Linked DNA regions of Homo sapiens: regions 2 and 3 are each linked to region 1. The links are chromatin contacts, found by Hi-C or POLR2A ChIA-PET in ENCODE. All regions are on one chromosome and are shown on one strand. Each heading gives the region's core, a stretch centred on a gene start or an enhancer-like site at or near the end of the contact. The rest is flanking DNA. Distances are from core to core; before and after follow the strand shown.

Evidence for each region. A loop is a pair of places that touch in the nucleus more often than their neighbours do. ChIA-PET counts read pairs that join two places held with the same protein, here RNA polymerase II (POLR2A). Pooled maps may share reads with other maps.
Region 2: a pooled map shows a loop between it and region 1 (7-fold over the local background). The contact joins the promoter of DCAF12 here to the promoter of SIGMAR1 in region 1. A Hi-C loop is called at or near these places in 10 of 50 pooled maps. POLR2A ChIA-PET finds 5 or more read pairs at or near these places in 3 of 52 experiments (H1, Panc1 and activated naive CD8-positive, alpha-beta T cell).
Region 3: a loop to region 1 is called in a map with no recorded cell type, with 19 times the contacts of the local background. The contact joins the promoter of ATOSB here to the promoter of SIGMAR1 in region 1. A Hi-C loop is called at or near these places in 4 of 37 single-sample maps with no recorded cell type and 9 of 50 pooled maps. POLR2A ChIA-PET finds 5 or more read pairs at or near these places in 3 of 52 experiments (Panc1, WTC11 and activated naive CD4-positive, alpha-beta T cell).

What each region holds. Positions count from the first base shown.
Region 1 is chr9:34,635,885-34,640,616 of GRCh38, reverse strand. It overlaps SIGMAR1 (sigma non-opioid intracellular receptor 1), which reads left to right and starts at 2,830. Exons shown (of 4, transcript NM_005866.4): 1 at 2,830-3,070; 2 at 3,197-3,397; 3 at 3,528-3,620. The coding sequence starts at 2,920. RefSeq lists a silencer at 2,591-3,080.
Region 2 is chr9:34,124,888-34,129,619 of GRCh38, reverse strand. It overlaps DCAF12 (DDB1 and CUL4 associated factor 12), which reads left to right and starts at 2,922. Exons shown (of 9, transcript NM_015397.4): 1 at 2,922-3,266; 2 at 4,343-4,597. The coding sequence starts at 3,189. RefSeq lists a silencer at 3,188-3,237 and an enhancer at 2,672-3,373.
Region 3 is chr9:35,114,037-35,118,768 of GRCh38, reverse strand. ATOSB (atos homolog B) reads left to right here and starts at 2,907. Exons shown (of 9, transcript NM_025182.4): 1 at 2,907-2,964. RefSeq lists a silencer at 2,703-2,762 and an enhancer at 4,096-4,732.

The DNA.
Region 1 (4,732 bases), core at 1,581-4,080:
GCTTGTATCAACATTCCCCAAGGCAACTTGGAAAAGTGTCCCGAGCAGTCGTTCTCTACCTTGGCCCAAATAAACTCTCTATATTAATTTTGCCTCAGCTTTTTTTTTTCCTCACTGTTGTTTTTGTTTGTGTGTTTTTCTTTTTTGAGACAGAGTCTCACTCTGTCGCCCAGGCTGGAGTGCAATGGTGCAGTCTCCACTCACTGCAACCTCCACCTCCCGGGTTCAAACGATTCTCCTGCCTCAGCCCCCCAAGTAGCTGGGCCAAGTGGGTGGCACGCGCCACCGCGCCCGGCTAATTTTTGTATTTTTTAGTAGAGATGGGGTTTCACCATGTTGGTCAGGCTGGTCTCGAACTCCTGACCACGTGATCCACCTGCCTCGGCCTCCCAAAGCGCTGGGATTACAGGCGTGAGCCACCCCGCCCAGCCTGTTTTGTTTTTTTTGAGACGGAGTTTTGCTGTTTCACACTGAGGCTGCAGTGCAATGGCGTGATCTCGGCTCACCGCAACCTCTGCCTCCTGGGTTCAAGTGATTCTCCTGCCTCAGCCTCCTGAGTAGCTGGGATTACAAGCATGCGCCACCACGCCCAGCTAATTTTGTATTTTTAGTAGAGACAGGGTTTCTCCATGTTGGTTAGGCTGGTCTCAAATTCCCAACCTCAGGTGATCCACCCGCCTCGGCCTCCCAAAGTGCTGGGATTGCAGGTGTGAGCCACAGTGCCCGGCCCCTTTTTCTTTTCTTTTTTTTTTAGAGACAGGGTCTCCCTCTGTTGTCCAGGCTGGAGTGCAGTGGCACGATCTTGGCTCATTGCAACATCCACCTTCTGGGTTCAAGCGATTCTTCTGCTTCAGCCTCCCGAGTAGCTGGGACTACAGGCACCTGCCACCACGCCCGGCTAATTTTTTGTATTTTAGTAGAGACGAGGTTTCACCATGTTGCCCAGGGTGGTCTCGAACTTCTGAGCTCAGGAAATCTGCCTGCCCACCTTGGCCTCCCAAAGTGCTGGGACTACAGGTGTGTGCCACTGTGCCTGGCCCTTTTTTTTTTTTTTTTTTTTTTTTTTTTTGAGGCAGAGTCTCCCTCTGTTGGCTCAACTGCAACCTCCACTTCCCAGGCTCAAGCGATCCTCCCACTTCGGCCTCCTGAGTAGCTGGGACTACAGGTGTGCGCCCCCACTCCTGACTAATTTTTGTACTTTTTGCAGAGATGGGGTTTCACCATGTTGCCAAGGCTGGTCTCGAATACCTGGACTCAAGTGTTCCGTCTGCCTCAGCCTCCCAAAGTGTTGGGATTACAGTTATGAGCCACCTCGCCCGGCCTCAGTTTCTTTCTTTAAGGTCAAAAATGTATGAGGCTACTTTTTTCCAGTTCCTTTATGTTTTATATATATAACCATCACATAAAATTCTCACCATGTGAGGCACTAACTGCTTTATAAATATTAACCCATCTAATCTCATCACAATGAAGATATGTACTATGAGGTAGGTACTTATCTCCATTCCATTTTACAGGTAAGAAAACTAAGTTACAGAGATTTTAAGTAAACTGCCCAAGATCAGACAACTAGTAGGTAGCAGGAGCCAGGCCTTGAACTCAGGCAGTCCAGCTCCAGAGTTTATTTCTTAATCACTGCACAATGCTACCTCTTTTCTCTTTTGTTTCTTTTCCTTTTTGCTTTCTTCTTCCTCTGCCTACCCTTTGCTGTTGGTGCTCTCCAGGGCTCTGTCTTTAGCCTTATCTTACTCTATTCTCTCTCCCTGTGAGATTTCATCCATTCTTAGAGGTTTTCTGTAGACTCTCCAGTGAGATCTCTAAGCTGGGGAGTAGGACCATTGTTTCTAGCCATATCCCTAATGGCCACCACAGAACTTGGCACATACAAGTGCCAACAAAGTATCTGAATGAATGACAACTCCCAGCTCTATCTCCAGACTGGAGCTGAGCTTCGAGACCTGGACACTCAACTGCCCACTAGACATGCAAAGGATGTTAGCCAAATAAGGGGAAAGTGGGGATAGGATAAAGGGGGAAAGAGTATTCCAGGAAGAAGAGATCAAGCCCTGCCAACTCCATTTCCAGAGTTGTTAAGCTCATTTCTTTCTTCCATCTCCACTGACACAGACCTTCCCTCTTACCTGGCCCACAGTCATGGTCTCCCTGACTCATCTTGCTCCCCTCCACTCGACAGTCCTGTGCCACTCGGTGGCAAAATCTAATCCCCTTCCTCCCTTGCTGATAACCCTCAGCTGGTTTACAAGGCCTCCTCTCACATTTTGTGCCGCAGAACAGAGAAGGAATTGTAGGCCCCTGAAGACCCCAAGCTGTCTCTCCTCGGAGGCCTTTGCTCTAGGGGCTGGTCCCTGTGGGCTGGCATGCCCCTTCTGCGAGCTCTTAAAGACACTGCTCAGGTGTCACCGCCTCTGGAATGCCCACCCTGGGGCTCCCAGCTTGAACTGCCTCCTCTCCGCTTCAGTCCTGGTAAAGGCGGGCCTTAACAATCGTTGAGTCCCAGAAGGCTTCACTTCCGGGCTCGTCTGCTTCACCAGCCAGTGAGCTCGGGCGAGCCCGTCCATTCTGGGTCTCACTATCCCCACACCTATCCGTATGTAGAGTGGCGCTAGCTAGGTCAGACCTCGCCTGAAGACCCTGACATCTGCCGCTGGGCGACTTGGCCCCGCCCCCTTGCCTCCCTTGCGCGGCACCGCCCCACTCCTCCGTGCTCCCCCCGAGGAAATGGTTCAACCGAAGGGCGGTGCCAAGGTGCCCGGGCCGCTCCGATTGGTCAGGGCGAGCCGTACCACGGCGGTGGCGGGGGAGCGCTTCGTGGGCAGCCGGCGGGCTCCGAGGCCGTGAGCGCAAAGCCTCAGGCCCCGGCTCCCTCCTGAGCTGCGCCGTGCCAGGCCGCCCGCCGGGATGCAGTGGGCCGTGGGCCGGCGGTGGGCGTGGGCCGCGCTGCTCCTGGCTGTCGCAGCGGTGCTGACCCAGGTCGTCTGGCTCTGGCTGGGTACGCAGAGCTTCGTCTTCCAGCGCGAAGAGATAGCGCAGTTGGCGCGGCAGTACGCTGGTGAGCGGGCAGAGGGCAGGGAGGGGAGCGGCCGGCCTGGGAGCGGAGCCTAGGGTTCCGAAGGCGCCATCCCCGGACCTAGGACCGGTGCCAGCCCTGACTCCGCCGCCCCTCTGCCTCCGCCAGGGCTGGACCACGAGCTGGCCTTCTCTCGTCTGATCGTGGAGCTGCGGCGGCTGCACCCAGGCCACGTGCTGCCCGACGAGGAGCTGCAGTGGGTGTTCGTGAATGCGGGTGGCTGGATGGGCGCCATGTGCCTTCTGCACGCCTCGCTGTCCGAGTATGTGCTGCTCTTCGGCACCGCCTTGGGCTCCCGCGGCCACTCGGGTCAGTGCTAGCGGCGGGCCAGACTGGGAGGCTGGGGTTGTAAAGGGGCCCATGCCCTCCTTTCTGATGTTTGGCTGGGCCATGCAATGGCGCGAATACCCTGATAGTGTCATGTGCGATTGTCACTCAGGGCGCTACTGGGCTGAGATCTCGGATACCATCATCTCTGGCACCTTCCACCAGTGGAGAGAGGGCACCACCAAAAGTGAGGTCTTCTACCCAGGTGGGTAAGAAGGCTCTGTCAGAGAAGTGGGTCCCTTCACGCGGGGGGTGCCCACAATTGCGGGGAGCATGGCATGGAAAAGGAGTGTGTTGGGGGGGCCCTCCTCATGGTTCCCTTCCTCCACCCTCCCATAAGCCACAGGTGATTGGTTGGGGCAGAGCTGAGGGACTCTTGCTTTCCTCTGTCAAGGGGAAACAAAACATAACAACTTCCTATTAAACATGTCTGATTTTTATCTGCCCAGGCACAATTTTGCCCAGACAGTATTCCAACAACTGTTGGGGAGACAATGGGTAATCAGAAATGCTCTCAATACCCCAAAAGACAAGACAGACAGTTATCTTTTTATTTGTTTGTTTTTTGAGATGGAGTCTTGCTCAGTCGCCCAGGCTGGCGTGCAGTGGCGCGATCTCGGCTCACTGCAAGCTCCGCTTCCCGGGTTCACGCCATTCTCCTGCCTCAGCCTCCCGAGTAGCTGGGACTACAGGCGCCCGCCACCACGCCCGGCTAATTTTTTTTGTATTTTTAGTAGAGACGGGGTTTCACCATACCAGCCAGGATGGTCTCGATCTCCTGACCTCGTGATCCACCCGCCTCGGCCTCCCAAAGTTCTGGGATTACAGGTGTGAGCCACCGCGCCCGGCCGCTCCCCTGCCTTTTTTTTTTTTTTTTTTTTTTAATAGTGAAACAATTTACTTAAGAAATAGAGCACTGGACTTCCCAGTATATTTGAGGTTGGGTGTATGCATCGCAGGCATGGTGGTTGAACAGCTACACTTTTCAGATAAAGCCTCACAAGTCCTGGAACTACCCCTTTCCTAGCTACAAGCCCAGCCCAGGTTTAGCTAAATTTCTGCTTGATTCGAGTGAGGCTTGGGAGTGCAGACTTCCATACAGTGGGTCCATGGCCAAGCGAGGTAGCCGTCCATGGCTTCTCCAAAGAGAGGACGTGGGTCAGATGATGCCACAGAACATTTAGGAGTGGCCATCTGGGCCAGCCCAGTGAGGTAGGGCTTTTTGTTTTTCTGAAGCTCCCTCTCCATTCCCCACCCCTAGTTAGTCCATGGGCCAGGGAAGCAGCAGCCATGGAAGGGCAGGGCAGAGCTGGCTTT
Region 2 (4,732 bases), core at 1,673-4,172, 510 kb after region 1:
CTTGGCATCCCAAAGTGATGGGATTACAGGTGTAAGCCACCACGCCTGGCCTGATATCTTTTATGCAATATTATAAAATTCATTCACACAGTTTTGTCAAGGTGAAATAAAATATATAGATGAATCTCTAAAATTAAAATGTTTTGTGAAGCAGGAATTGTAATTCAGGGCACACGCAGACTGGGTGGTCTTTGCCATGTCTGCAGAACAAAGAGAAGGTTGGAAGTTTTGTAAAAAGGAAGTGTTATGTATTGCTCTTCAAGAAAGTTCACTGGCACTAGTAAGGTTTTGGAGAGCTGGCAAGTTTTGATTGGTAAGTGAAGGCAATAAGTAAAACTATTTCTGAGAGTCACAGTAGGTTGTTTTAACAGCTATTAGATAAAACTGCTTTCAGATTATAGCACGCAGTTTCAGCAGTGAGGCTCACTAAGAATGCCATTCTTGGAGTAGTTACATGCCCTGAGTACTTTTTCCCCCAGCCACTCTACTACTTTATTATTGTTATCATTATTATTTTATTATTTTATTTTTTACACAGGGTCTTGCTCTGTCACCCTGGCTGGAGTCCAGTGGCATGATCTCAGCTCACTGCAACCCAGCTACTCAGGAGGCTGGTCTCGAACTCCTGACCTCAGGTGATTGGCCCAACTCGGCCTCCCAGTGTGCTGGGATTACAGGCGTGAGCCACCGCACCTGGCCTGCAGTCTTTTAAAGGCAATTGTCAATTAAATTTCCAAAATGGACTTTCATTCTGTTATTTGAATAGAAATGGTGAGCTCTTGGCCAGCCGTGGTGGCTCATGCCTGTAATCCTAGCACTTTGGGAGGCCGAAGTGGGCGGATCACCTGAGGTCAGGATTTTGAGACCAGCCTGGCCAACATGGCGAAACCCCATCTCTACTGAAAATACAAAAATTAGTGGGCAACCATCCTGGCTAACATGGTGAAACCCCGTCTCTACTAAAAATACAAAAATTAGTGGGCAACCATCCTGGCTAACATGGTGAAACCCCGTCTCTACTAAAAATACAAAAAATTAGCCAGGCGTGGTGGCGGGCGCCTGTAGTCTCAGCTATTCGGGAAGCTGAGCCAGGAGAATGGCGTGAACCCAGGAGGCGGAGCCTGCAGTGAGCCGAGATCGCACCACTGCACTCCATCCTGGGCGACAGAGCGAGACTCCGTCTCAAAAAAGAAAAAAAAAAATTAGCTGGGCAACGTGGCGAGCACCTGTAATCTGAGCTACTCAGGAGGCTGAGGTAGGAGAATCACTTGAACCCAGGAGGCAGAGGTTGCAGTGAGCCGAGATCGTGCCACTGCACTCCAGCCTAGGCTACAGAGTGAGACTCCATCTCAAAAAAAAAAAAAGAAAAGAAATCGCGAGCTCTGCTATAAGGTACATTTGGGGATGGTTCCTAGGTTGTGAAGATGAAGTAAAGGAACTTTGAGAAAGAGACTGCAGCAGTGCCCAGTGTGCCCCTCTTGGCACTGACAGCCCAATCTGAGCCTAGAGATTCTCAAAGGATTCCAGACTCTTGCCCAGGGGCTCTTGGGTCATCCAGAGCATTGCGGGGCAAGACAGAATTAGAACAGACTCAAAAAAGAAAGCTGACCCACTCCTGACCCACTCACTATGTGCATATCTCTAAAGGGACAGGCCTGACCAAATAAGATGGAGCTGCCTTTCGCAAGACATTAGGGGTTAGTGGTAGTGCCGACTTGGGATGGCAGGAGACCCTGCTTCAATCTGGTCTTTGATTCGGCTTGGAAAACAAATCCAAATCTCCTTGTTGACAGAACTTGAGATGGTCCAACAGAGCTCCTTGGAGGTATGAGGCCTGAGGCCTGAAGCCTGAAGTGACCAGCAGGTAACTGGGCACCACAGCCTGAGGCCAATCAGCCCCAAGCAAGAGCATCCTGCTTCCTCAGAGGGTTTGTTTGCTTGAGGAAAGCGAAGGCTGGCAGTCATATTCCTTCAGGATCTTCCAAAAATGTTGGCAAGGGTGATCCTGATGAAGCCCCCTTGTTTGGAGGCCAATGCCAGCTCTAACTGGACTGGCAAGCCAAAAATGACCACTCTCTTTCCTGTAGTTCAGAATTCCCGACCTGCCCTAATGGAGACGCAACCTGAATCCAAGAGTGAGGCAGGCAGCTACAGATAAGTTTACAGCGTGATGACTACTTCATAAAGCACAAAAGACCATGTGGTTTAGATGGCAGGTCATGGAAATCTAAAGGGAATGGTGAAGTTGCACCGTAAGGGGAAGGTGACTGAGGAGCTGAAACTGACTGAGGGGCTGAAGCATTTCGGACAGGAGAAAGGATCAGGAGGAGACAGAGCGGAGAATGGAGCCTCAGGGCTACCCAGCGGTGGGAAGAGGGTAGCCAGAGACTCGTAGGGCGGCCTGGGTTGGTTGTGCTGGGCAGGTTCTCAGTGGTGGGAAAGTCTGGCCACACTGCCCTGACTTCCTGACTGGACTTCACCTCGAGGGTGGGAGCGGTTCCTGCCCCCCACCCCCCCACCCCCCTGTCCAGCCCTTGGAGCCAGGGCACGGTTTGTGACAGATTCAGGGAAACGTTTGGTGCCAGATGGGAGGTAACCGGGTTAAGGCCTGCACTAGGGAGGATTCCTTCCCCCAGCAGCACTGGTGGTCCTCACTTCCGGGTGCCTGCGGATAGGCGGGCTGGGGTCGGAGGTCGGCGGCCAGAAGCCAGATTCCCTTGGCCCCAGCTCGTCCACTTCCATCCAGCAGTAGCCAAACAACCGTTGAAAATGGCCTGGCGGCGGCCGGGAAACACCAGAGAACTATCTTCCAACCCCTAGATCCCGCCCATCTCGTTCCGGCGGTGTTTCCGTGGCGACGCTATCCGAAGTGCGGCTGCGCAAGGGTGACGGCGCGCGAGCAAGGGGGAGGGGGTGTTTTGGTTCTAGCCGCTCGCCGTCCTTGCAGGCTCTGCCGTCGGAAAGCCGCTCATTCTCGCTTCCCCTTCCCTTTCCCGGCTCAAGTCCTTCCTCTCTCTTTCCTTTCTTTCCGCCTATCTTTTTTCTGCTGCCGCTCCGGGTCCGGGCCATTTTCCGGGCCGGGCGCACTAAGGTGCGCGGCCCCGGGGCCCAGTATATGACCCGCCGTCCTGCTATCCTTCGCTTCCCCCGCCCCATGTGGCTGCGGGGCCGCGGCGGCGCTGCCCACTATGGCCCGGAAAGTAGTTAGCAGGAAGCGGAAAGCGCCCGCCTCGCCGGGAGCTGGGAGCGACGCTCAGGGCCCGCAGGTGAGGGTTGAGAGGCCGGCACCTGGGTGGTGAGGCTGAGGAACCAAGATGGGCTTAGGGTCCGCAGATCCTGCGACGGGAATCGGGGTCCAGGGTCTGCAGTCAGAGGCAAAACAGGAATGGGTTCAGGGCCTATAGGGTCAGGACTGGACCCTCGTTAACTGGAGGGCAGATAGGCCAGGGCGGTGAGGAGCCAAAGGGGAACTCAGGAATGGGACATAATCCGCGGGAGGCCTGCATTCGTGGATAGGGCTTGAAAAGAAACCAGAATCTTGGCTTTGGAGGAAGGGGAAACCGAAGTTAAGGGAATCGGAAACAAACTCTGGTAGAGTGAACTCTACCTTCCATGGGCCCTAGGAAGCTGGGATGATTGCGTCCCTCCTGGAAGAAGGAAGTAGTCTCCCTATATGTATACCCAACCCTGAGCTGGGCCTTTCGGCGTTTGGACCCCAAAAGAAACAACAGTTCCCAGGTATCATCTCTATGCCGCCCCCTTTGGAGGGGAAGGCCTTCTTGGACATAGATATGGCCTCTGATTTCCCGGGGGCCTACTACCCCGTTGGCGGTTGATTTTTCGAATTCTGCAACTGCCTGGAGCGCGGGCATGATGACAGAGGAACGGTCATTGATGATGCATCCCTGGAAGACCTGGGAGCCAGGTCTGGCTCCTTGGACTGTATCTTCCGTGCTCCAGTGGGAGTACAGACTGAGAGGGAGAAGGGGGCTGGGTAGAGATGCAGCCCATGTCGGTATGGGAATCACTCTACCTCTCATTTCCTTCAATCTTTCACTCCTAAAATGTCTAGTAAACCTTTTAGTCTGTTCTATTCTGCATTCATTCCCTTGACTTTCAGCCCTTGTAATTCACATTGGTAAGTTTGACTGTGAGCAACATCTTTTTAATGTTGGAAGAGTTAAACGACTTTCTGGATTGAGATTCTTGTTCTCTTGTGTTTGTATTTGTGTTGTTTGTAAATTCTGCAGTATGAGTTATGAGTTGGTGATTTCTGTAATACAGTAGGATCTGTTCTGAAGAAGAGTAGCCAAAGCCCTGATTTCTAATGTTGTTTCCACAGTTTGGCTGGGATCACTCGCTTCACAAAAGGAAAAGACTTCCTCCTGTGAAGAGATCCTTAGTATACTACTTGAAGAACCGGGAAGTCAGGCTACAGAATGAAACCAGCTACTCTCGAGTGTTGCATGGTTATGCAGCACAGCAACTTCCCAGTCTCCTGAAGGAGAGAGAGTTTCACCTTGGGACCCTTAATAAAGTGTTTGCATCTCAGTGGTTGAATCATAGGCAAGTGGTGTGTGGCACAAAATGCAACACGGTAAGTGCCTGGGGGGATGTGACCTCTCTCCTAGGTCGTGGATATATTGCTCCACTTGCTCTAGAACCTCTGCTAGTTTTCCCGTCTGTTTCTTTTAGGAGGGACTTGCCTTACTCTCCTTTCCATTCTTTCCCG
Region 3 (4,732 bases), core at 1,658-4,157, 480 kb before region 1:
ACTCCAGCCTGGGCAACAAGAGCAAAACTCTGTCTCAAAATAAAACAACAACAACCAAAAAAAAAAAAAAAAAACGGCCGGGCACAGTGGCTCATGCCTGTAATCCCAACAGTTTGAGAGGCTGAGGCGGGTGGGTCACAACGTCAGGAGATCAAGACCATCCGGGGCAATATGGTGAAACCTTGTCTCTACTACAAATACAAAAATTAGCCCGGCGTGGTGGCATGCACCTGTAGTCCCATCTACTCAGGAGGCTGAGGTGGGAGAATCGCTTGAACCCAGGAGGCAGAGATTGCAGTGAGCCAAGATCGTGCCACTGCACTCCAGCCTGGGCGAAAGAGCAAGACTCTGTCTCAAAACAAAACAAAAACTGTTAAGGTCATCAAAAACAAGGAAGTTTGAAAAACTGTCACAGCCAAGAGGAGCCAAAGGAGACATGATGTCTAAATGTAATGTTCCAGCTTGGGTTAGATTTTGGCACAGAAAAAGGACATAAGGCAAAAACTAAGAAAATCAGAATAGGCCGGGCGCGGTGGCTCACACCTGTAATTCCAACACTTTGAGAGGCCGAGGCGGGTGGATCACCTGAGGTCGGGAGTTCGAGACCAGCCTGACCAACATGGAGAAACCCTATCTCTACTAAAAATACAAAATTAGCCAGGCGTGGTGGCACATGCCTGTAATCCCAGCTACTCGGGAGGCTGAGGCAGGAGAATCTCTTGAAACCAGAAGGTGGAGGTTACAGTGAGCCGAGATCTTGCCACTGCACTCCAGCCTGGGTGAAAGAGCGACAACTCCGTCTCAAAAAAACAAAAAGAAAATCAGAATAAAGTGTGGGTTTTAGTTATTGTTAATGTATCAATATTGGCTTATTAATTGTAATAAATGAACCATATAAGGAAAGATGTTAATAATAGGAGAAACTAGGTGTAGGGTATATATGAAAACTCTCTGCACTATTTTTACAAGTTTTCTGTAAATCTAAAATTGTTCTAAAATTAATTTTTTAAAGTCAAATAATTTACCTAAATCTATACAGCTAGTAAATACTCAAAGGTATGAGACAAACTCATAAGTTGAACCCATAAGTTGAAGTTTGAAGTTGAAGTTGAAGAAGTTTAGATGACTTCAAACTCTGTGGTTTTCCCACTACCCAAAACCTTTCTTAGTTTACCCTTCTGGGATTATGTAGGCATTTGTATCACTGTCTAAATAATAAGTTCCTTATGGCCAGAGAAAATACTTTTTTCTTTCTTTTTTTTGCGCTTCCACACCACTGACGTTGAGTAAACCAGTTTAAGTTAACTACTGACAAAGTCACAGAGCCTAAAGAATCTGAGATTTGGCCGGGTGCTGTGGCTCACGCCAGTAATCCCAACACTTTGGGCAGCCGAGGCGGGCGGATCGCTTGAGGTCAGGAATTTGAGACCAGCCTGGCCAACATGGTGAAACCTGTCTCTACCAAAAATACGAAAATTAGCCCGGCCTGGTGGCGCGCGCTTGTAATCCCAGCTACTCTGAAGGCTGAGGCAGGAGAATTGCTTGAACCCAGTAGGCGGAGGTTGCAGTGAGCCGAGATCGCACCACTGCACTCCAGTTTGGGCGAAAGAGCGAGACGCCGTCTCAAAAAAAAATAAAAAAGAATGTGACTTTTGTAGAACTTGATCAAATCCAGACCCAAACGGTCCGCTCCTCGGAGAGGCCACAGATCGGCGCTGAGCTGGGCTGTCTCAGTTCTGCAAGTGTCCTGTGCTGCCATCTACCGGTGTCTGGGAAGCGTCGCCCTCCCTTATTGTATCTCCTGGGGAGAGGTTGGAGAGGGCGCCGCTTAAACTGCAGAACATATGTAACTGTCATGCAGTTCATTAGACACCTGTACAAGGGAAAGGCCTCACTTTTCTCCAGCAATTGCAGGCCCTCCTAACTCCATATCAACACTCATCTCGTAAAATTCACAGATCTCGCTGACCTGCCTCAGTAGGTACTGATCTGACTCCTACTGTCCATCCCATCCCAGAACCCACACCCGCCTGCACAGCGTAGGCTTCAGAAACTGCTCAACCTCGCAGACCTGAACCCCACCGCCCAGATTCCCTCATTTTCACAGACCCCTGAGATTCCTTGCACTACCTTGCAATCCCTACGGACCTCCCCTATTAGTGCAAATGCACGCGCCCACCCAGACATCCCTACAAAGAGGTTAGAGTTCCGGCGGCAGCTCACACCGGTGCGAAAGCAGCGAGATAGCCCCAACCCGGCTCAGAGCCCTCAGGCTGGTGGCTTTGGCCCTGGCTCCATCTCCCCACCTCTGCCCTGATCCGCTCCGCTCAGGCTAGCAGCCTGCCGGCCGAGGCCCCGCCCCTCTAGACTTGTCATCACAGAAGCCGCACGTGGCCGGGGTGGGACCTCAGGCGACCTGCGACCATCACTTTGTCTCCTCCTTCCTCCTTTGGGGCCGCCACCGCCAATCAGAGCCAGCGGATCCTGGTTGGAGTGCGACCGCCCGGGTGAGGCGTGAGGGAGAAGGGGCGGAAGGAGGAGGGGCTCTGAGATGGGAGGGGGATCGTGGTGGAAGGGTCTTGGCGCGACTTCTGCCAGGCTGGAATCCGAGGGGGCGGGTCCTGGTGAAAGGCGGAGAGACCGAGAGGAGGCGGGGATCGGGGGTGGGGCCTGGGAAAAGCTGAGGATCCTGGGGAAATGCAAAGAAAACGCGAAGGAGGTGCGAGGTCAGAAGGGGGCGGGGCCCGGGCTACAGGGGAGGAGCTCGAGAAATTAAACGAGGAAAGGGACAAGTCCACAGAAGGTGGAAGGTGGGACAAGGGAGAGGGTGGGCCCGGGCGTTGCGGGGGCGGGGCTCAGACTGAAGGGGCGAGGTTTGCAGGCGGAGGCTACAGCTAGGGCTGCTCAGTAACTGCCCCAACCACTACCACGTCCCCAAGTGCAACGGGACCCACGGAACTACAGGTGTGGGGCAGGGTGAGCGTGGAAGAAGGGACGCGGATGGGGGTGCGCTTTGCAGACGATCTGGAGACTGCTGTGTGTTGAGGGAAGATACGAAGTCGCGGGAGCAGTTGGGGACTCAATGTGTGGGCAACAAGGTGCATTCTCCAGAGGCCTCTATGGGGGAAGGGCGGGAGCGCTTTGTTGTGGGGGGGTTGCGAGGTACATTGTGAGGGGGCTGTCTCTGTCTGATGTGGGGGGTTGGAGGAGGTACATGAGGGGCAGGGGACATGGAGGTGCTTTGAAGGAAGGGGGGCTGTTTAATGGAGAAGGAGTGTAGCGGTGTCGGAGGGTCTGCGGGCACTATCTAGGGGAAGGGGTTGTAGGCCCAACTTGAGGCAGGAGAACAGAACCCCCAGTACTTTGACAAAGTAACAGTTTAGGGCATTGTAGTAACTACAGGAAGACACTTGTGTTCTGGGTTCTAAGAGCAAGGGTGTTGGGGTTAGTGGGGTGAAGAGGCCAATCTATTGCACTCCTGTCTGCTCAGCTTTTAACTCCGCCTTCTGGCCTGGGCACTCAGAGAGGAGTCAGACCCTGCTTGTCACTAGGGCTTGTGTGAATGTCTCCTCAGTCTATTTTGGATCTGTCCAGCTGAGACTGGGGTTTCTTCCCTAAGCTGAGGTCCCGGGGGACCCTTCCCCCGCTGGGTTCCTGTCAACCCCCCATCCTAGTTCCTGTTCCTCCCAGAGCCGGCCTTGGTCTCTGTCTCCCCCCTCCCCCGCCCTGCCCTTATGCTCTGGGTGTGCTCATTTCCCACTTCCTTCCTTGCCCCAGGGCCTGGCCTGGCCCTTGCCCATCTAGGAGCTGTGCCCTGCCCGGTACTTTGTTATCAATGACCAGAGACCCTGGTAACCAGCGGCAGGGCTCAGACCCCACCCCCACCACTACCACCCAGGTCTCTCGCATAGATCCCCAAGTGACTGGTAGCCACATTTAACCACTTGCCACAAACAGATTTTCCCCACCCTTATCCTTCTGGGTAGGGAACGCTAGGGCTTCTGTGGGAGGGGGGAAGTGGTGAGGAGTATTGAGGGTCTTCTGTCTGTTTTGAGAGGTGGGCCACGACTGTAAGCTGAACCCAGTAAGGGTTGTGAGGTTCCAGCCACAGCTAGGGGAGGAAGAGGGAGTGGCTCCCCACACTCCAGGCTTGGAAGCACTATCAGAACAGGCTAGGACCTAGTTCTCTTGAGGGCTCCTCTGCTTCCCTGAGGGGATTTGATGGAGTGCTAGAGTTCTTTTTGCCCCTGGGCTGGCTGGGAGAGGGTGGGAAAGGCTTGAGTTCCACACAGTGGCTAAATGAGTGTGACAGTGTTGCTAAAAGGGGCCCCAAGCCAGCCTCCTCACACAACCACCCAGGAGCTGAGAGACTGGCTGGGGAGGGGGGTGGGTCTGCTGAGGACAGACAAAGCCCTGGGGTAGGGTGGGGTAAAAAAGGGCAGGCTGAAGCCTTTTGAGGAGGAGCTGATTGCTATGGCAACACTGCTTCCCAGACAGTCTCTCAGAGAGGGCGGGCCTAGGGCAGACTCTCCAGCTTCCTCAGGACTGGGGCGGTTTGTGTGAGTGGGTGGGGCATGAAGAGAAAGGGCATCAGTTTGCTGTGCTGAGACTGGAGGATATAGCCTTTCTGCTTTGGTACAGGCAGCAGAGCATTCGAATGCCTGGAGCTATCCTCTGATATGGAGATGAGTGAACAACAGTCATTAGAATTGTAGAGCTGCAGAGGCCCTCA